Linked DNA regions of Mus musculus: region 1 is linked to region 2. Evidence: chromatin loops called from intact Hi-C (ENCODE). Cell type or tissue: gastrocnemius. All regions are shown on one strand. Each heading gives the region's core, and the rest is flanking DNA. Links, peaks and the distances in the headings are about the cores only.

The links. Hi-C counts contacts between places; a loop is a spot of excess contacts. Peaks named below come from ENCODE experiments on the same cell type or tissue, not always from the same donor. Only the 100,000 strongest peaks of a DNase experiment are listed, where the experiment ranks them.
Region 1: it touches region 2 in a loop (4-fold over the local background); 21 of 42 quality-filtered maps call a loop at or near these places.

The regions. Positions count from the first base shown.
Region 1 is chr12:100,332,880-100,340,879 of GRCm38, forward strand. All of the region lies in intron 17 of Ttc7b (tetratricopeptide repeat domain 7B), which reads right to left. Among named protein-coding and RNA genes, the nearest start is that of Gm51958, 13 kb to the right of the region's middle. In gastrocnemius, for the core only: CTCF peaks have their summits at 5,003 and 5,472; DNase peaks (open chromatin) are centred at 3,611, 4,566, 5,041 and 5,425; H3K27ac peaks cover 1,622 bases.
Region 2 is chr12:100,195,665-100,208,468 of GRCm38, forward strand. It overlaps Calm1 (calmodulin 1), which reads left to right and starts at 3,771. Exons shown (of 6, transcript NM_009790.5): 1 at 3,771-4,052; 2 at 6,729-6,759; 3 at 7,911-8,054; 4 at 9,949-10,055; 5 at 10,434-10,569; 6 at 10,736-12,804. The coding sequence starts at 4,050. The coding sequence ends at 10,764. In gastrocnemius, for the core only: a CTCF peak has its summit at 3,598; DNase peaks (open chromatin) are centred at 3,817, 4,420, 4,649, 4,861 and 3 more places; H3K4me3 peaks cover 6,938 bases; H3K27ac peaks cover 6,869 bases.

The DNA.
Region 1 (8,000 bases), core at 1-8,000, 130 kb after region 2:
CAGCCATGATAGCCTAGAACTTGAGTTTCACCTCTGCCTAGCTGGTCCTTTAGTCAACACAAAGGGCACATGCTATGCTAAGCATGCTCCTGGAGCTCAATCCTCTTGATGTGAGTGCTGGGGCAGGAAGGGAACACAGCTCGACACAGCAGGGACTCAAGGTTAACAAACAGCATCAGGGATGGCTACAGAGGGATGTTACAAAGCACCCTGTCGTCTTTAGGGACAAAACCCAGCAACTGCATGGGCAACAGCAGGGGACGGCCATGCTTGCTTCCTAAGGTAGTGTCTGCAGATGGCTGGACAACCCAGAAACTTCCTAATTACTACATCCTTCCCTTCAAGAGATGGGCAACACCATGGATGGAGAATCAATCCTATGACTTGACTTAACCCCGGAGAAAACGTACACGCCTTCTTTGTATACAGCAGTTGCCTGTTCTTCAGGCTAACATTGGAGTAAAGGGCGATGCTTGGGCTTCCAGTATACTCCTGTCTGTTTTCTAAAGTCTGTTCTCTTGAAAGGCCATTGGGCACATGTTCCAGGCAAAGGCACAGGTATGGTGCATGAATCAAAACTGGAATGGAATCCTTAACCAAGAGCTTGCTCCCCACTTCTTCCCAACATTTGCTCTTAGCAGCACGGTTCAGAACTGAGAGAAAGGTTCGCTATTATTTCAATTTAGAACTACTCATAGACACATTTACCTACATTTTTTTTTTGTTTGTTTGTTTGGTTTGGTTTGGTTTTTTTTGTTTTGGTTTTTCCAGACAAGGTTTCTCTGTGTAACCCTGGCCATCCTGGAACTCACTCTGTAGACCAGGCTGGCTTTGAACTCATAGAGATCTGTCTGCCTTTACCTCTTGAATGCCGGGACAAAAGGCACATGCCACCATGCCTGGCTTACCTACAACATTTTTATCTTATCATTCATCAGGAAGTTCATCATGGAGACAAACATTGCAATGTAGTTACTGGTAACAACTGTCAACTTATGAAATTTACAACAATAACAACATGTAAAGATAAATGTATAAATGTTCATTTTGCAAATAAATTATATAATGCTAAAACAAAATTGTAAGCATAAGAAGTCTCAGTTGGTCTTTGAATGTACCATTATTATTATTATTATTATTATTATTATTATTATTATTATTACTATTAATATGCATGGCAAACTGCACATGGTATTTTATGCCTTTAATCCCGGCATTCAGGAAGCTGGGGCAAGACTGTGAGTTCAAGTCTAGCCTGGGCTACACAGTAAGACTGTCTCAAAAAACCAAAACTAAAACCAAGAGTGGTTGTTAGAATAACAACTGACCACTCGTATTGTGCAAATGTTTCAAAAAGGTGGGAAGATGGATTCTTTGATTGGCTTGATAGATAGAACCCAAAATCTATAGAAGGAAAGTCAGTCTATCTTCCATGGATAAATCACAAACAGACAGGCCTTGGAGGACCCTAGAGAAGCAGCAGCCCCAGGAGGGGCCTTGGGATTCTCCAGAGAAAACTGCTGCCCAAGAATAAGAAAGCGATGGCAACATGGTGACTCTGCATAGGAGAAACCTATGAAGCCTTGCTGTGAGTCTACCCTGCTTTAGACAAAGTATGTCTAGAGTTATTATTTTTTAAAAATAGCAAAATGGTTCAGCCATCACGAGTATTTTTGCTTGCATTTTACTGTAACCTTCTGTGTGTGTGTGTGTGTATGTGTGTGTGTGTGTGTATGTATGTGTGTACACGGTTATGTGTGTGCTGGTGCATATGCACATGTGTGAGTGAGCAGAGCCAGGGGTAACCTTGGCCGTTACTCCTACAGCTGTCCACCTTGGTTTTTGAGCCAGACCTCACTGGCTTTGAGGTCTCTGGAAGAGGTTTCCAGACTTTTTGGTCTCAGATCTGTTTTGGATATTAGAAAATCATGAAGACTCCAAAGAGATATATTGGGCCTTGTCTAATGGTATTGCCACATTAGGAACTAAAACATGTTTAATATGTTCATTTATTTGATTATTTAAGAATAAACAATGCACTACATTTATAGCAGTGCTATGCAAACTTTGTTCCACAACCTACCTACAGATTCCCTTGCTAAAGGGCCTGTGGTTTTGGAGGAGCTAATGTTGCTTTTGGGATTAGCTGTTTTGTTCAACAAAGGAACTACAAGATCCTTACTGAATTCCTGACTAAATTATTTTTCTTTGCAATATCTATACTATGTCAGAATGAATTCATGTTTAATATAATGATACGTTTCACTCTGACTAAGGCCTGGCACATGGAGATGATGGTGGTACGGATTGGGTTTAGAGACCACCTTACATTTGGATGCCACTTTATTCTGTTTATGTGACAGAACTGAGACTTGAGGGGTCATGTCACCACCCAAAGCCATACAGTCAGTTGGCGGTAAAACCAGGATGCAAACACTGTCTGGTTCTAACCCCAACCTCAACACCCAGCCATAAAGGCCACCTCCTGAAGGAAGGCTGCAGCGAGCCTCCTGCTGTCCCTTCAGAACACGAGGCCTTGGGTCCTTGCACGTGAGTGTCGTTATCACCATGCAGTCTACAGGCTGCAAAGTAGATGCACCCGCCTTCCATATTTGATTGCGTGGTTCTAAAAGACGACAAGGTATCTTCTGTTTAGGGTTTTTCAAAGTCATTTCAGTAATGTCAAGTCACTCAAGGCACTGGGCAGACGCTTGTAGAGTAAATAAAAGAGTCGTGAGCAGACATCTTTTTATGCTGTTCAGAGGTCATAGACTATGGCACTCAGAAGATACAGCCAGTGTTCTCTGGTCTCGTAATGGGGGAAGGCCCTGACCTTCGTGACTTCCAAGGATTTTTTCAGTGTATCTGTCACACTGCTGGAAATCTCAGGAACAGAATTAAACACTGATGTCATTTATTGACTTTCTCTCTCTAATACAATTAAACCACCAAAGAGAGAGGATGAGGAGGGTGGTCAGGAACCCTTCCCTGTTCTCGGTCAATTCCTTGTTACATGTATCACAAGGGCCTTGCTGCGATGAACCTGGGATAGATAGTAGAGGAGTCAGAGGGTTCTAATAGCAGGTAGCCATGGCCAGAGTTAGCATCCACTGTTCTTTGCAGTAACATAGCAAGTGAGTCTTCCTCTGGTTAGAGTTCGGAGGCATCACTAACAGCACAACAGAACAGCAGCTATTTTACTGTGGAATAGGACTGACAAGGTAAGCAGGAATATATACTGTGGTTGTGACTTACGTGGGCACAGTAGAAATGCTGCTTCTCCATCTGTCTTTAAGGAACTCCTTCCCCCCCCACCTCCCCCTCACCACAGCAAAAGCACATTTTGCATGACCCAGGGGAATAGTGGAGACAGAGTCTTGGAAAAGAAACCCGAAGGAAGACTAAAGGACATATTTCCAGCTTGAAATCCAAGACTCTGGAGGGATGTTTCCAAATTATCAGGCTCAACAGATGAGCCAGGCACCATGCCCAGGCTGCTCTGCATCTCTTATTTATCACACTAACTTGAGAAGTGCTTATCAGTGCTGTGACCCAGGGAGCACAGTGCCGTGTGCTGCAGCTGCCAGGCCCTGCCAAGGAGACAAGCATCCTTTCCCTTATGGCACGGCTGGGACAAGCCACCGCAGGATCAGCTTGGCTGGAGTGGGCGGAGGCAGGTGACTGTGCCCTAAAAGCTGGCCCAGGGTTTGTGAGCAAAGTGCTCAAATGGCAAAGGGCTAAGATGCCCTGAAACTGGGCAGCCTGCATTTCCTTGGCTCACAGATTTTGTTACCCACCCTCCTCCTCCTCCCCTCTGTGCTGCCTGGGACACCTGATAAAAAGGTGAAGGGATGTTGAAGAACTGTTCTTATCCCAGTCCAGTTTTGTCTAGGTTCTGCTGGGCTGCCTTGGGGTGGAGAATACCAGGAACAAGGGTGGGAAGACCTTTCTCTGTGGGTGGAGAACCAAGGCCTCAGATCCCAGGGACTGCAGATCTAGGCTCTGGGCCCTCCTGAGGTTTCCTTTCACATCCAGAGCTGCTCAGAAACCCTGCCATAAGTAGGACACTAGCAACAGTCGGCTCCAATTGCTTTTCAGCTGAAGCTTTGGCCAAGCTCATGTGTATGGAAAGAGAGGCCTGTGGTTGATTTCATACAGATTTCAACGTGACTATATATGAGTTCTACTTAGCCACCAGAGTTCATCATTCAAAGGGACCCTAAAGGCAACAGTTCTGTTAGGTGAAAGTAGGAGGCTTAGTTAGGTGTGGTCACCCTGCTCTTTCACAAATAGGGACCCTGAATGAAGGGCACACATTCTAGTCTGGCTCCCCTTTTAACTGGTGGGACTGGACAAGCAGCTGTGGTTGGAAGACCCCTGGGATTCCTTTCATGCCTCTGTCTTCTCAGCATGGAGCAAATGAGATCTTGTCTACCTGGTGAACTGGTGCTTATCCCAGAGCTGGGAGCAATGGACACTTGTCACGCTATGTGTGATAAACATCCTTTACTAAAAGGGAGACAGCAGTAGATACACAGGACAGACACTTGGCAGGAGCCCAGCCCTGGAGGACTGACTGGATTGCTTCATGTGATGAACATGAGAGAGTGATGGAGCATGAGGCTGCCACACCCCATTCCTCACCCACATCCTCTCCACCTCCGCTGCTGCAGCCCATACCTGCTGCCTTCCTCACCTCTTTTCTGAGAAGAACCCAAGGCACTCTGGCATCAGGCATGTAGCAATCCCTCGTTAATGGAGCTTGGAGCTCATTTCCCTGCCCCCTAACAATTCAGTGTTATCCCACATCAGACTTCATTCAGTGTCCACGCCTAGAAGCTGTGCCCCCAAACCAATGAGAGCAAGGAGAGAAAGCAGTAATTTCCCCTCCTAAAGATCCTGAGTTCTTAACAGCAATCTGAATGATTAAGGATCCTGCCAGTCAGCTTGCTTAAAACATTCTCATGTTAATAGGAAAAGACTGTCTCTTAAGCAAGGCTTAGAAATGCCATCTGTCCAACACTGCAGCCTGCTGGCAGCTGTGACCTTCTTGTTTCCATACCTGCTTCCTCCATCCCAGCATGTCCTGATGAGATCAGCAACGGCTCTCAGGTTTTGGAGGAAGAAGAGATGAGAGAGGCCACTCGTATTTCAGCCACCAAATTAGGTATGCTATCTATACTGTTTGCTTTATATTAAACGTTTTAGTTCTGACCCAATGTCCCCAAGGGATTAGACTTGATCTGCCTATCTTTCCTACAAGGCCATCCTGTTGCTGAGGCAGTGGCTCTCTACTGTTATCATACACCTTCCTTATCTGTGAGCATCACTGTCTTTCTCCTCCCTCTGTGCATGTCCATCACTGTGATAGTAAAGCCAGGGCCACAGCAGCTTAGCAGACAACTGCTGCCTTGTACTAATCCCCACAGCCCATACTGCCTCCCACTGGACTCTCTAATAAACGCTGGCCACCACTCTCAGTAGAACTTCCATTTTACCCTGAGGGAAGAATATTTTAAGATGCCCACTGCCACAGCTCCAACATGAATCCGTTCCCCAGCCACTTTAACAGAGTTTCAATAAGTTAACAACAGACAAAATGTCTTCTCCCGAGAAGGAGAAGATCTTTCCAGGGGAAAGCTTTGGGACAGGAGTCCACGAAGCAAGGAGAGGCTATGTTGTCTCCAGGAGGCATGCGAGGCTGAAGCAGTACTGCCAAGGCTGGTAGGCCAAGTGGTCACACACAAGCATGAAGGGAAGCCATTCATGAGCATGCGAGGAGAAGCCAGCTGTCAGGGTGATCCACACTGGTGGTCCTGGGTTGGAGGCAGTACCTTCTGGAGGACTACAGTGGACAGAAGTTTCCTCAGCAGCTCACCTACCATACTGCATGTTCACTTTGGAGCTACTCAGAGCCCTCTGCCTGGAGAGGCTGCTCTAAGCCTGGCATGGTTACCCATGACTGTAGTACCATGCAGTACATGGTACAGGGTAGCTTGGTGCTTCCCTGTTGTGGACACCCACATCTATACTGACTTGCCAACTGCTTATAATTCCATTCATTCTCATTTAAAGAAAGGTGCCCCAGAAGTAATTAAGAAAAATTATATTAAATTAATATTGACTAAATGTAAATAGCAAAGAAAGGTTATATTTGAAAAAGATTGTCTCAATCAGGACTTTTTTTTTCCCACTGTAAATTCAAAAATAGGGGAATGTAAATAAAATAATAAAAATTGAAAAAAAATATTCAAAACTAGTGTTGAGGAACAGAGGGTAAAATATGCAGTTTGAGCATTTCCTTTCGGACTGTGTTACTCATTAAGGTGTGGGGATGTAAAGCCATCACTCGCCATGACGAAGTGGAACCACACTTCTCCGTGATGCTCTTCTCCGTCTGGTCGACTGCTGTCTCATTACTCTGCGTGTTCTCCTCCCAGGGAATTTACTCCTAAACAGGGAGGCAGCCTTCACCGCCACTGGAAGGTGGGAGCCAAGAGCCCCAGGCGTCCTTGTTGGCTTTATTGCACACTTGGAGAGGGAAATGAAACTTCCTACATCGTTTTCTCCCCAGTAAGAGCTGCTAGAGCAGCTGAGAACAGGGCCTCTGGGCTTTGGGTCTAGAGGCAGTGTGGAGGGACCCTGTAGTCTGGAGCCATCCAGAAGAGATAGAAAGTCTGAAGAGACTTTCTGTGTGGTGAGGCCCTTCCTTGAGAGTCTCTGCTTCCAGGGCTACATCTCAGGACGGCATGTGGCTGGGCCTTAAACCCAGGTCAAAGCCCCGTCAAACGACACAGGAGCATGCAGCTATAGTTTTTCATCCATACTTTTACAGATGAGGGACCGTCGACAGAACTGGCCCTTCTCAGAGACTTGGACCTGTTTTATGAAAAATATTTAAATCTTTTGTATAAATGTTACAAGCTTCAAACGAAGCAATAGATAGTTAAAGGCTTTAATATAGTCTACTTGTTGGAAAAAATTTTTTTTTCATTTTCTTAGAGGAACTTGGTGTTAAATGGGCCTGGTGGAAAAAAATTTTTGTGATGTTTTAACGTAATCAAAATGCACCTCTTTCCTATCATGGCTTACTGTCTGTCTGTCTGTCTGTTTCTGTTTCTCTCCGTCTCTCTCTCTGTCTCTTGTGTGTGTGTGTGTATGTGTGTGTGTGTGTGTGTGTGTGTGTGTGTGTGTGTGTGAATATATGCCACATGTTACATGACTGCTGAGGTCACAGGAGGGCATCAAAGCGTCTGAAGCTGGTGTTCCAGGCCAGAAGAGCAGGAAGCCCTGTGAAGTACGGGAGCCATCTCTCCACTCCTACCACTCCCTTGTGTTGGAGGGAGCCGTCTGCTCTCTGTGCTCCCTAAGGAAGCTGCTCTCCCTGCCTCTTCCTCTGTAGTCCCCAGAGCAGCACTGCCTCGGCTGTTTGCACCCTGGAGTCTCAGGCCACGGTGCCCAGGTGGCGGAGTGGACAGGCGGGTGACAGCGAGGGGGGATCACATCATCCCAACATTCCCAACACTCCAAACCACAGCACACATTCAACAGTGGAGGAGGCGTGACTCCAGAGACCTCGGAGGGCGAATAGATCGAATAGATCTGAAGGCTACTTACTAACTGAAAAGAGGGAGGGAAAACCATGAAAGTGTGCTTCTGGAGAGTTGCCTTGGGACAACAGATCAAACCAAAAATTAAAACCAAACAACAAAACAGTTGAAAACTCAAAATTAAAGCTACAATAGCAAAGAGGGTTCTAGTAACCTCCCAACTGCAACCTGGCTGGCTGGAATCAGTTTATTTTCCACTGACTTAAAGCGACTTTTGCTTTAAGTAAGGAAAGGCTAAGCTGACCCGTTGATGCCATGTGGGAGTCCCAAAGCAGGGAATTCCAAAAAGAAGAGACAGACAATGAAACCAGCAGGCTTTGGGTCTCCCCACACAGGCCTGCAACCCTGAGTCTATAAGAGTGCAGGGCTGGGCCAGTTTTCATTGTTAGG
Region 2 (12,804 bases), core at 2,314-10,313:
AACACAGATTCTTCACAGCAAAATCCCTCACTTAGTTACCAATATCTGTTCTAGTTTGTTTTCTATTGCTGCAGTAAATACCACAACCAAAATAAACTGGGGCAGGAAAGGGTTTACTTTAGCTTACTGGTTATATAGTCCATCAGAGAAGCTCCTAGGCAGGAGCTCAAGGCAGAAGCCAAAGGATGCACGCTGGTTACCAGTGTGCTTCCTCACCCCAGCCAGCTTAGTGCTTAGCTAAGGTTCCTAGGTGGCCCAGGCCCACCTGCCTAGGGATGGCACCACCCATAGCAGGCTGAAACCCTCCTGCATCAACCACAAATTAAGAAAATGCCTCACAGAGACGGCCACATATCAGTCTGATTTGGGCAGTTCTTCAGTTGAAGTTCTCTCTTCCCAGGTGACTCTAAGTTTGAATCAAGTGGAAGGATGAAATTAACTATGACATCACCCTTTGGCTCATGCTCACGGATAGGCATCGTTTTTCGTTCAGTTGTTTTAACTGAAAGCATAAAACTAAGATCTTATCCCGTTGGACATTTTACTCTCTCAAAGCATGCACTGGGTTCCTATGTCTCTATAACCAACAGCTGCTTGTGACTTAAGAGTTCAGTTGGTCAAAGCATAGAGATAATGAGGTCCAAGACGAGCCAGTTATTTCTCTGTGTCCTGGCTCCCTATCGCTGACTCCATTGTGTTGTGTTGTATATGGCTTTGGGGAAGGTATGGAAACATTTGGAACTTTAAGCTGGAAAACCTGTTAAGCCCTCAGTATTTAGTGGACTTTTCTCTAAGAACTTGGAAGACAAGATGACTGAAATAAATGTAGATGATGGAGGCCTGGCCTGGAAAGGTCCAGAGGGAACTGTGCCACTCAGAGATGTTACCAGGGTCGTTCATGCGATATATTTGAATTAAGACCCTTTGGAAGGGCTAGAGAGATGGCTCAGCAGTACTTGCTCTCGTAGAGGAACCTGGGTTCGATTCTGGGAACCCGCATGGTGGCTCACACCCATCTATAACCTCAATTACAGGGAATCCAACAGACCTGGGACACACATATGCATATAAAGTACAATAAATAAATCTAAAACTTTAAAAAAGGGTCTGTGGAAGTGAAGTCTTTGCTTCACTTGGACAATGAGTACTGCTCATGTAGGACAGAAAAATCAGCTGTGATTATAGAAGACACCCGGCTTGCTGAGGTAAAAGCCTTCTGGAAGTAATTCCTTCGTGTCAGCACACAGAAGCTGTGGTCCAGAGGGGCCAAGGCTGCGCCACAAGCTGGCAGCTGAGCTTGGCAATGCTTACGAGCCTCCCACGTGGTACTGGTTTGAGCAGCGTGAAAGCTGGATTGTTACTGAGAGGACCTGAGGCTTGGCACAGGGTGGTCGAGATTCCTGGCCCAGGGCTGCATTCTTCTTCCTTCTCTTCTATCTAGCATGATTTAATTTAAATAATTTCACATAGAACTACTTTCTTTAAATATCACAGAATGTTCCATAGGCTTTTGGGTTCTTAGTATATTATGGCATTTTTATGTGGCTTTTAAAAATCGCTGACCTCTTCATAAATTAAGACATTAATTCACTGGGACACGAACATTCAGTGGACCTATGTTGTCAGACAGAAAACCTGACGTATGAAGTAGTCAAGTCTCTAACATTGTATCTTTAAATTTTCAGATACTGATTTCACTAATATACAATCTAATATTAGAGCCCTGAGCAAAGGCTCACGCTCTAGTTTATGCCCAATCACCGCCTCACAGGAAGATCCTGGGCAAGTCACTTGACCTTCTTATATTTCAGTGTGTGAAACTAGCCATAAAACTGTGCAAAGCATGACCTCATTACAAACCCACTACACTTGAAAGCTAAGACGCGCTTTGATATGTTAAAGAATTCCAAAAGAGCACTCATTTGTAAAATATAAACAAACAGAAAATTGTTCTATGATGATTAAGATAATCCTAAGGTGAATAGCACTTAGCAAGTAAAGTCATGAAAAGGTTTCAGAGCACTTTATTCAGTGAATTTGTTAAATGACACAGGAAAGTATTGGACAGGTTTTGCAAAACCATAGATTGTAGCTATGTAACCAAAATAACTATAAGGGATGGAAGACTACCAGAAACAAAAGGACCCCAGTAATTAAACATATTTTCATTTTTAGGACATCATTTCTCCCTTGTCACTGCATACCAAATGTTAAAATGCACTTAGCTAACTTCCTTAGGAAGTCTGACAAAAAAAAAAAATCCAAATTCCTTTAGTAATCATTAGTTATAATAATGAGCTTGGCTATGTAGACCTGTAATTCATTGGATTATTGACTATGCTTTAAACTGAATTTTTATTAGTCTCTTTTCTGTGAACATAGGGATATTATGTGTCTGACTGTGAATGGTTTTTAAACCATTTGCAAGAGGGCCAGCAGTACCCTTGGGGGGGGGGGGCTGCCTGCTACAGCTTCTCCTTAAACAGCAGGTTAACCCTTTCTGTAGCATTCTAGGAAGAACAAATTGAAGCGCAGTCCCACAGCTGCTGACATACTGTCTGAGGTGATCCTAAGAAGTCCTCTGGCGTTTGCAATGTTCAGGGACATTTTTGAATCTTTTAAAACACCTATCTGCAAACTTTGACAAAGCCAGAAAAGAAAGGTAACTAGTCTTTCCAGAGAGGAGCATGCTAATCACACATTTTGCCACAATTTCTGAAAGAAGAAACAACCTGCAGCTTGTCCTGGCCTTGCAAACAAAAGATCAAATTCTGCGCTTTGTCTTGGCAAGAAACGAAACTGCAGCATTTTGTTAAGATTTTCTTCTTCTTCTTTTAAGTTCCAGGCTCCAAACTAAGACCTGAAACAGTTTTTGGTCGTCCCTGTCCCCACCCCCACCCTAGTTTACAGAAGAACAAAGAATAGTAAATTTAAAGGTTAAAACATTATTTAAGGACTATAATTAAGATTGTAATTAAGATAGTGGAGCACCCTACTAGAATCAATTGGCTGCACAAGTTCCAGCTGTAATCAGAGTGATCCTGTGTATCTTTCCCCTTCTTTGTATATATCAATTTATGAATTTCCAGGACCAGGACAATTAGGAAAAACTCAAAAGCGTGGGCTCTGAGGGCGACATAAGCCGCTCACTACGTTAATTTTGGAAGCAGGCCTAATAGAATTTGCCACAGGAAATAAGGAACAAACCTAGCAAGGGACAACTCTTCAAGCATCTTTAAAATTTTAGTAGGTATGTAAAAACACGAAAACTAGACTGGTTGAGCGTGTCAACACCACACAGACCTAGCAACTGAGCTTCTAACTGTGCCTCGGACAGTTCTCCAAAATGAGAAAAGTAACATTATCTGACCAATTTCTTCCCCAAGGCCAACCACCGTGTCCTCAACACAGTCCTCTCGCCTCTACAGCTAAGGTTGGATTCCGCCTCCCCGCGGCTGTCCTCAGCCCCTAGATCTCCTCCAGGTCCTCCCCTGTGGGGGACCCAGGATTGGTGGCTCTGCAACCTCGAAGCCACCAGGAGTGGTGGGAGGGGGGACACACAGGTGAAGTGGGGCTGAGTGACGGACACGCGCCTGGAAGCCCGGGACGGCCCCCCAGATTTCGCTACGCAGGCATTCCAGCTCTAGAGGACTCTTGCAGCAACAGACCAGCACCCTCGCTCAGGTCTCCGACTCCCCAGTGACCCCTGCCCGCGTAATGGGCCCGCCGCGCCGGGCGCGCCTGGGGGGCGGAGCCTTGCGGTGAGGTCCGGCTGCCGCAGCGCCGCCCTGCGCGAGGCGGTACTGCCGCGGCGGAGGGATACCGCGCACCGTATATATATCGCGGCACACAGGCTCGCGCTACGGCAGTGGTGCTGGGAGTCTCGTGTCCGTGGTGCCGTTACTCGAAGTCGGGCGGCGGCTGAGGCTCAGCGCACAACGCAGGTAGCGCGTTAGCAGCAGCAGAAGCGGAGGCACCTCGGCGGTCACAGCCCCTGCGCTGGTGCAGCCACCCTCGCCTGCTCCGTTCTTCCTTCCTTCGCTCGCACCATGGTAGGTTGGGATCGGCAGTGGCAGACGTAGCAGCTGCCCGAGCTTTCTGAACAGATTTGTAGTTGAGTCTTGGGGTCTCCCCCTTTTCCTGGTTGAGGTTACCCCCTACCCCATTTTGCCAGGTGTTACGCAGCAGCTGCAGTGAAAGGGGATGTATTTTCGGGTTTGCATCTCCGCTCTGGCTGCCAGAGAACCTCCTCTGAGTTTTGGGCGCCTCTGGGGCTGGACTCTACAGTGGGCTGTGCGCGGGCTGGAGCCGCTGCCACAGCTGCACCGGGGCCTTCCGCATCCACCCCCTCCGCCAGCCCCGCACCCACTGCATCCAACGCGCCGCACCCGGGCTGCCTGCAGCGCAGCGCCTCGGCCGGGGCCAGCGGGGCGGGGGAGCCGGGCGGGGCAGGCCGCGACGTCCCGGTAGTCAGTCCCCGACCGCGGAGAATGAATGGGTCGCGGCGAGCCGGGAGACGTACAGGGCTTGGACCGCGGCCTCGGGGTGTCCTCAGCCACCTTCAGACCCCCTGACCAGCCCAGTCGGGAGTCCCCCCTCGCTTGCGGTCCCCTCCTTCCTCCCGGGGGGCGCGGCGCGGGCGTGAGCTGGGAAGGAAGGAGCCGGGGAAGGGTGGGGTTGGGGGCAGGAAGGCGAAGGCTGGGGGGCGGAGAGGGCGGAAGCGGCCGCCCTGCGCCCGGGCGGGGCCCCGCAGGGTGGCCGCGCGCGTGGCTGGGCCGTGCGACCTCGGTCCCCCTCCCGGTGCCGCGCGAGACGGGCGCGATCGCTCGTGTCCGCGGGGAGGCCCCTTCCCGCGGGAGGTGCTCGGCTCGCGCTAATTGGGGCGGCAGGGCGGGGGAGGAGAGAGTTGGCGCGCTCCTCGGTTTCCATTAGAGACGCAAAGTTTCTGCTGGGGAGGAGGCGGCGGCAGGCTCAGTGCCTGGGGGAGCAGGAGCGGTGGGAGGTGCTGGAGATAGGCAGCACCACGGTCCTGGGGCCCCTTTGGGTCTTCACCCTAGTGCGGCCCCTCGCCCGGCATGCCCCTTGTCTCTCGCTGCTCCCTGGGCGGCAGGGAGATGCCCATCTGTACGTTTCCGCTTTCTCTGCCGCCTCTGGATTGCCAGATGCGAATATGTGGTTGGCCGTGTGCGTGTGCCGTAGCCCCCTTCTCCCTCGCCAGGCAGAGCTGACATCACCAGCAGCACCTTCAGCCCTGGCAAGGTGGCTAGGTCGTTCTCGGCAGGTTCTGGAACGCCTTTGACCCAAAGCCAGAATGACTTGGGGTTGAGGTGGGGGAGTCGTTGTCCCGAAGGTAGATGCACTTGACAGGCCTCTAGTCAGAGAATTTTCCCGAGGAGGTGGAACTCCTCTCCTTGGTGAGCTGGTTTCTCCTACGAGGTGTGACAGTGCTTCCTGTCGTGCAAGACTGACATGGCGAGCATTACATAAATCGTGTCTCCATTTGCCTTAAAAGTAGCTTCCAGTAATGGATAGAAGGGAAGACCCACTTAGAATTTAAAAAGTAGAAGTTCGTTCTCTCCCAAATCGATAATTAACTGAGTTGCCACGGAAAAGAAATGAGCTCCAGTGCCATCGGATTTCTCTTGGGGTTTATTTTGTAACTGGCTTTATTAAAGCATATATTCTCCTGGCTAGAGGCACAGGTTCAGAGGTGCAAAAACTAAATATTAATGCAAATGAAAACCACCTTTGTGGCCATTTAGTACCTAGAACATGGAAATACCGAGTATTGGCATTAAAGCAGAGTCCCTGTCAATCTTAAGGTGGGCAGGATTAATACCAGGAAATGATAATAGTTACTCCTGTACACGAGGAAAGGGGTAACGTATCGCCTCATAATTGTGGTGGTTTCTGTGTGCTTCATTTTTGCAGTTTTGTAACAGTCCTAGGATTCAGTCTTTCTCTAGCTTTAGAATCATAGGATAATTTGACTGAAAGGTATTAGCCATTGTAAATGGTAGGCTTTTAGCAAATAACTGCCTAATTTAAATGATTGGAAAGCATTTATTATACTGAAATGAAACCTGGATTGGTAACCCATTACTGTATATTTTTCTACTTAATTGTTTCTCATAAAATGGGTATAAAAGCCTGTTAATCCAACCCAATACCATTATGTAACGCCAGTGTGGAGATTTTGGAGGGCCCAAAGCTATGCGCAAGGTGCACTAAAAAGCCTGCCCCTGGACAGGATCCTGGTCCTGGCTGCCTTCTTGTCCGCGGCATTGGGCTGGGTCTCTTGGATGAAATCAGCAACCGCAGTGTTTATGGCGCAGTAGGTGGCGCTCTTCCTTCTCTGCCTGCTGCTGCAGCTGCTGCTGAGGGTACTTTAACCACTAGAGGCGCCATTTCCCACATGCGACTGACTGGTTTCTTTGCAGTGCTTAGCGCAAGCCGCAGGCCAAGCAAGCCAAGCAAGCCGCAGGCCAAAGAAATGAAGCCAGCAGAGGCTGTCACTTCGTTGTCACCCTTTATTGTTAAGCTAGCTTGAACAGTTTTCCTTTATTGAAGTAACTGCGACTAAATGCCAGTACTAATGAATTCAGCACACTTTTAAAATACTGATTAGGAAGAAAAGCCCCACAATTTTAAAGTATAATTAGGAAAGCTAGGTTATTATCAACCAAACTTGTCTAGATTAAATTATGATCTTTTCTTTCTCTGTGTAGGCTGATCAGCTGACTGAAGAGCAGATTGCTGGTAAGTTGAAGACTCTGGAGAGTCCCCAGGAAACTGGGACTAGGCTCTGCTTTGGCCTTGTGTCTCCTCTCTTGTCCCTCCCATCTACAATCTGTGTGGTTTTCTAAGAATTCTTAAGCAGCAACAGTGAGGTCAGGTATTTTAGGGATGACATGGAATGGACTCTGCTATGCCTGTCACACTCGGGTGTGCATAGCTGTGCTGTAGAATGAGATCCACCGAAGCCGCTACTCTGAAATAGACTTCATAGTTCTTAGGCCATAAATCTTTTAGTAATCGACCAGGAAAACTCCTAAAACACATGGAAAAGGTAAACATTAGAGTTGTAATAATTGGAAAGTGAGACATCAAATTGGGTTTTGTTTTGAGATGGATGTCTCATACTGTAGTGCCGGTTATTCTGGAACTTGCTATGTAGACCAGGCTAGATTTGAACTTAGAAGATCTGTAGTTTGCCTCCAGAGTGCCACCATGCCCAGCAACTCACCTTAATGTATTGCTCACTGGGCAAGGACATTCGCTGCTCTTTGCAGAGGACTCAGGTTAGGGTCCCAAGACCCATATGGAAATTTGCAGTGGCTTATAACTAGTTCCAAGGGGTCCAATGCTGCCCTACCCTCTGCAGACAGCAGGAGCGAATGTGGTATACATAAAGACACATATACAGGGGATGCAGGCAAGTACTATACATAAATTAATAAAAAAGTTTCTGTTTAGGACTTCTGAAAAAATGTCCTGAGTGTGACAGAGAAAGAGTGTGGTGACTGCCTGGGAATGCATGTTTCTAGTAACCATGTTGCTATGAAACAAGCTCACTGTGGCTATAAAAGTGCAGCATGAAAGGACTCTCTTGAAGGGACTTTATTGTACCTGGTAAATCGGCAGTCTCAGATTACACTTAGTGACCAATTTAAGTATGTTCAAGCTAGTTTTCTTAAAAAGTAGGATATTGTGACTTTATTGAGCCTGGTCACTAGTGTTTGTTTTCTGGGCTACTATGTGTTAGCCAGACCAACAGGTCTATTGTGATCATTATTTCAGTAGGTTGAGGCCAGATGGGTTCTGGCAACTCAGACAGCTTGTTGTGGCAAGCCCCAGTGAAGTGTGTGTCACAACAGTGTTGATTCTAAAGAGTCAACTTCTCTTTTCAGAATTCAAGGAAGCTTTCTCCCTATTCGATAAAGATGGTGACGGCACCATCACAACCAAGGAACTGGGGACCGTCATGCGGTCACTGGGTCAGAACCCAACAGAAGCCGAGCTGCAGGATATGATCAACGAAGTGGATGCTGATGGTAAGGGCTTTAGAACTGAGTGAGCACCAGGGATATTGTGTAGTTCAAGTTCAGACTCATTACAGAATGAATAAGGTCCCTAGAGCAAAGCTGTGTGCAGAGTCACTTTCTCTGGTTGCCTCAGCCTCCTGACATTAGAATAGAAGACTGTAGGCCTGCCTGTCAGGTCGCTCTGCTGGCTGCCGTAGTCTAGAGCATTTCCTGGATTGGTTCACTATTGTTCTTTTCTGCTTACTGAGAGCTACAGCCCAGTCTTTTATCAGCTGCCTGCTGAGGCTGCACCAAATCCTGTGTGGGAAGTAAAAACAACTTGCTGGAGAACCTGCTTCTTAAAGGAGCTGTTGTTTCTCAAAGGAGGAAGAGCCCGAGGGCACTGGGTGGAGGGAGCACCCCTCAACTTTAGTAGAGTCTGAAGACTATAAGGAATCTGTGGAATCTTAGAAGGGAAGCTGTGCAAGGCTCGGGCCAGCAAAGCCAGCAGCTTCCCCATGACATTGACTGTTCCTCCTCTAGATTACAAACTTACTGCTCCTATTTGTCAGTGAACTGGTTTGGAGGCACCCTCTCCCCTAATTGAAAAGTCACATATATGTAGGAATGATAAGTTTTAAAGGAGCTAAGAAGGTACAATATGAACCTAAGGTGTGCTTTCTAGACAGTTGCTGTGAGAGGAGCCATTTGGGAAAATATGGCGCCATTAAGTGTCGTGATGGACTTGGGTTTTGTGTGCACATTGAAAGACTTGTAAAGGTTCTGCTCCTCCTCGGTGCTGCTTCTGGTGACAGAGTTGATCCTCTGTACGCAGCATGGGCTGGGCCTTTCCTGTTGTATGTAAATCCTGGGAGGCCAGGCTCAGTAGGGAGCGTGCATTTGACTATCATATCATATGGAACAGTTGGAGAGGTTGAATAAAGCCTTGTTTTGATACCAAAAGCTATCTTCTCATGCTTATAGATAACACTTAGTTGTTTGTTTTTGTCTTACATGAATAGAGAATCTTTGATGGTGTGTTCACGTATATTGGTATGTCACTGTGGGGATTGAACCGAGGGCATGAAGCCATCCATACACAGTAGCCTTGGCAGTTACTTGTTTTAAATGTTCTGGTGAAAATGAATTGTAAATAACTACTGGTTTTTGTTTTTTTCCTAATTTTATTTTTGATTTGAAGCTAGTGTTAATGTGGGATTTGTCTTTGGGAGTATTTATCCCTTAGCTTAGAGGAGTCACTGAGAATATTGGCTTTTGAGTGGATTCCTCTGACAGTTTCTTGAACATGAATGATCCTAAACTGAAAATGGTTTCTGAGCTTTTTTTCCCCCTTCATTGGGGGTTTAGGAGCAAGGGTGAGTGAGTGCTTAGCGTATAAGAGCCCTGGGTTCAATCCTCAGTACCAAAAAAGGCCATGTTGGGTAGGGACATGGCTAGAAAGGACTAGGGCTGGAAGTGCACCTGGAGAGGACTAGGGAGACTGGCCAGGGGGTAGCGAGGTGTTTTCTTCTCTCATCTTTTTCCCCTAAAACATTTTGTACATCACTAGGGCATTATTAGTCAGGCCCGAGGCGTCTCCCTGGACAGGCAGTTGCACGCTTCCTTTTTCTTTGCCCTGCCTCATCTGTTTTCATAGTTGAGAGTTCAGGTGCAGCTTCCTGTGCACCTGTAGGTGCTCTGGGCACCGCCTAGCAGTGGAGTCACGTGATGTTGTTGCTCTGGGAGATGTTGGAGCATTTTGGCTAAAGAGGGTTAACCTAAGAAGAGCAGTAGTTTATCATTCTGGTTGGCACTTGAGTCCTAGCAGATGCGGGGACATCCCATACCGTGGCTCTAAGATTATGGCTACACAGGAGAGTCAGGTGGTCCTTACCCTGCGTGACTGTTTCTCTTCTCATTAAAGGCAATGGCACCATTGACTTCCCAGAGTTCTTGACTATGATGGCTAGAAAAATGAAAGACACAGATAGCGAAGAAGAGATCCGCGAGGCCTTCCGAGTGTTTGACAAGGTAATCTTGCACACTGGCCTTGGAGAGGTGCACATGGTGCCCTGTGCTGGCACGGCTGAAAGTTGCACCTGTTGGCTGGTTAGAGTTGGCCTGAGTGTCTGACTCCTGTAAGGGGCAGTATTGGCCTGGCTGAGGTGAGGTCCAGCAGAGAGAAACACTGAATTGACTGTCCCCATCTTTGTTCTGTTTGGTGTCTGTCTGCTTTTGAAAAACCGTCTGCGTTCTGTATTTGATAACTGGTGGGGTCTGGGGATGGGGGAGGGTTGGGGTACAGAGTTGGCATTACTCTGGGAGGAAGAAGAGTAAGTTCATTCAGAGAGATTGTCCTCTTAAAACCGCCATCCCCCAGTGCCTTGTAACGTCATTGCTTGTTCACAGGATGGGAATGGTTACATCAGTGCGGCAGAACTGCGCCACGTCATGACAAACTTAGGAGAAAAGCTAACAGATGAAGAAGTAGATGAAATGATCAGAGAAGCAGATATTGATGGCGACGGACAAGTCAACTATGAAGGTAAAGGCTAAGTGTAGTCTTCAGCCTGGTTTTCAGTAGCCCTGAGGTCTGTTACATCAGGTCAGCGCCTGCTGTGGATGGTCACCAGTTGTGCTGTACACAGTAGATGTGTTGGCCACAGCTGCTTTTGAAGATACTGAAATGTTATGATTATTTGTCTTTTCAGAATTCGTACAGATGATGACTGCAAAATGAAGACCTACTTTCAACTACTTTTCCCCCTCTAGAAGAATCAAATTGAAATCTTTTACTTACCTCTTACAAAAAAAAGAAAAAAAAAGAAAAAGTTCATTTCTTCATTCTGTTTGTATCTAGCGAAGCTGAATGTCAGAAGCCCCTCTGTCCACACACAAAGTCTGCATGTATTGGTCGGTGGTCCTGCCCCTAAAGTCAAGCCCCTACATCAGTTTTACAGTATAAATACTCGTACTACCTTATAAGGAAGCACTTAGTGGACTCCTTAAAGTTCCATTTGCTAATGATTAATACACTGTTTGGGCTGGCCAGTTTCTCATGCATGCAGCTTGATGATTGAGCACAGTCAGGCATTTGTATTAAAACTGAAAAATGGAAAAAACAAATTCAAAATCTCAGATGGCTTCTAGTTCAATCTGTTCAGATAAATTGTCAGCAGCCAGTTTACTGCAAGCAAACATTTAAAATTGGTTTACCTCAGGATGATTGATGTGCAGAGAATGGGGGAAGGCTAAACTCTGAGACACAGCCCCAGAAGTAGGACAGTCCTCATCAAGTGCCCCAGTCCCATGGTGACAGTGACACCCTGGTGGCGAGCCCGAGTGTGATGGTTCATTGCTGTGCGCATTGCATTGGAGTGACTGAACAACAAGGCTGTCACCAAATCCCACACATTTTATTAAGAAATGTTTCCTAAGGGAGCATTTTTGGACTGTGTTTTAAAACCTAGTGAACCATGACTCGGAGCCAGCAGAGTAGGCTGTGTCTGTGGACTTGAGCACACCATCAACATTGCTGTTCAGGAAATGATAATTTACGTCCATTCCAAGTTGTAAATGCTAGTCTTTTATTTTTTTTTTTCCAATAAAAAGACCATTAACTTAAAAGTGGTGTTAAATGCTTTGTAAAGCTGAGATTGGAAGGGGGACAAGGCCAAGGCCGCTGGAGGGGAGGTCAGCATACACAGAGACACGCAACATCCAGTGCAAGCTGGATTTCCCACCAGGTTCTCTAGCCACAACTCCTGAAACCAGACAGACTCGGAGTTCTTTGCCGTCTATGACCACGTAAGTCTTGTTATTTTCTGTGTTGTGTGCACATGCGCAGATCACAGTCAGGTGATGTTCAGACTAGAGCCCTGGTGAGAGAAGGCGTCTCCAGCGTACAGTTAGGATGTCTTGGCTGTGCTGCTGCTGACCTGTTGTAACTACATGAGGCCATCTGTGCGGGAGACATGATTTAGTGTGTCTGTATTCCTATACTCACTGTGTATGGCAAAAGCAGGCCAGACAAAGACACTACCTTTGATTCAGTTTGTAATTTATGGTTATACTTATCTTTAGCCGCTATACTTCTTTATTATTATTATTTAACTGCCTTTTCTCCCCGTTAAGTACAGTTAGTGCATAACACTGTAGCTTGAGAGCAAAGAAACGAAACAATATCCCAGAATGAATTTCCTGTCTAATTACAAACCTGTAACCAAAACGTAGACCTGCTGGTACTGGTCCCTTCCAAGGCACTGGTCTACTTAAAAAGCCCCCCTTAGAAGTGTGTTGCATTTAAAAAACAAGGGCCTTATACATTTTTCAGGGTGTTAACTGGTTGTATCTGACTAGCAAGGAGCTTTGGCTTCCAAGTTCGGGGGTGTCGGAGCTGCAGGCTTCTAGCAAGGCAATGAGAAGCCCTTGGCAACCACGTGGGTGCACTCGGGGCTAACCTCTAGATCCCTGGTTGCTCCCTCTCCTGCTCCCTGTCTTTCTGGCGTTTTGTAGCTCCTTAGATTTTTTTTTTTTTTTTTTCTGCCAGAGGGATGGGTCCGAGCAGTAGAGAGGAAGACATTGCCTGAGCACCTCTGCTCATCCTTGGACTGGGTGGTTGGCACAGGCTGATGACTTTGACTTTGGTATCTGAATCGTTAGGTATTCCCTCCTGGTAGAGAGGACTGGGGGAGGGGGGGTTCCAGGTGTGAAGAAGTGAATGGCAGTGGATATGTCTTGTAAGAGGATTAAATCACCCAGTTGATGACCCGGTCTCAGG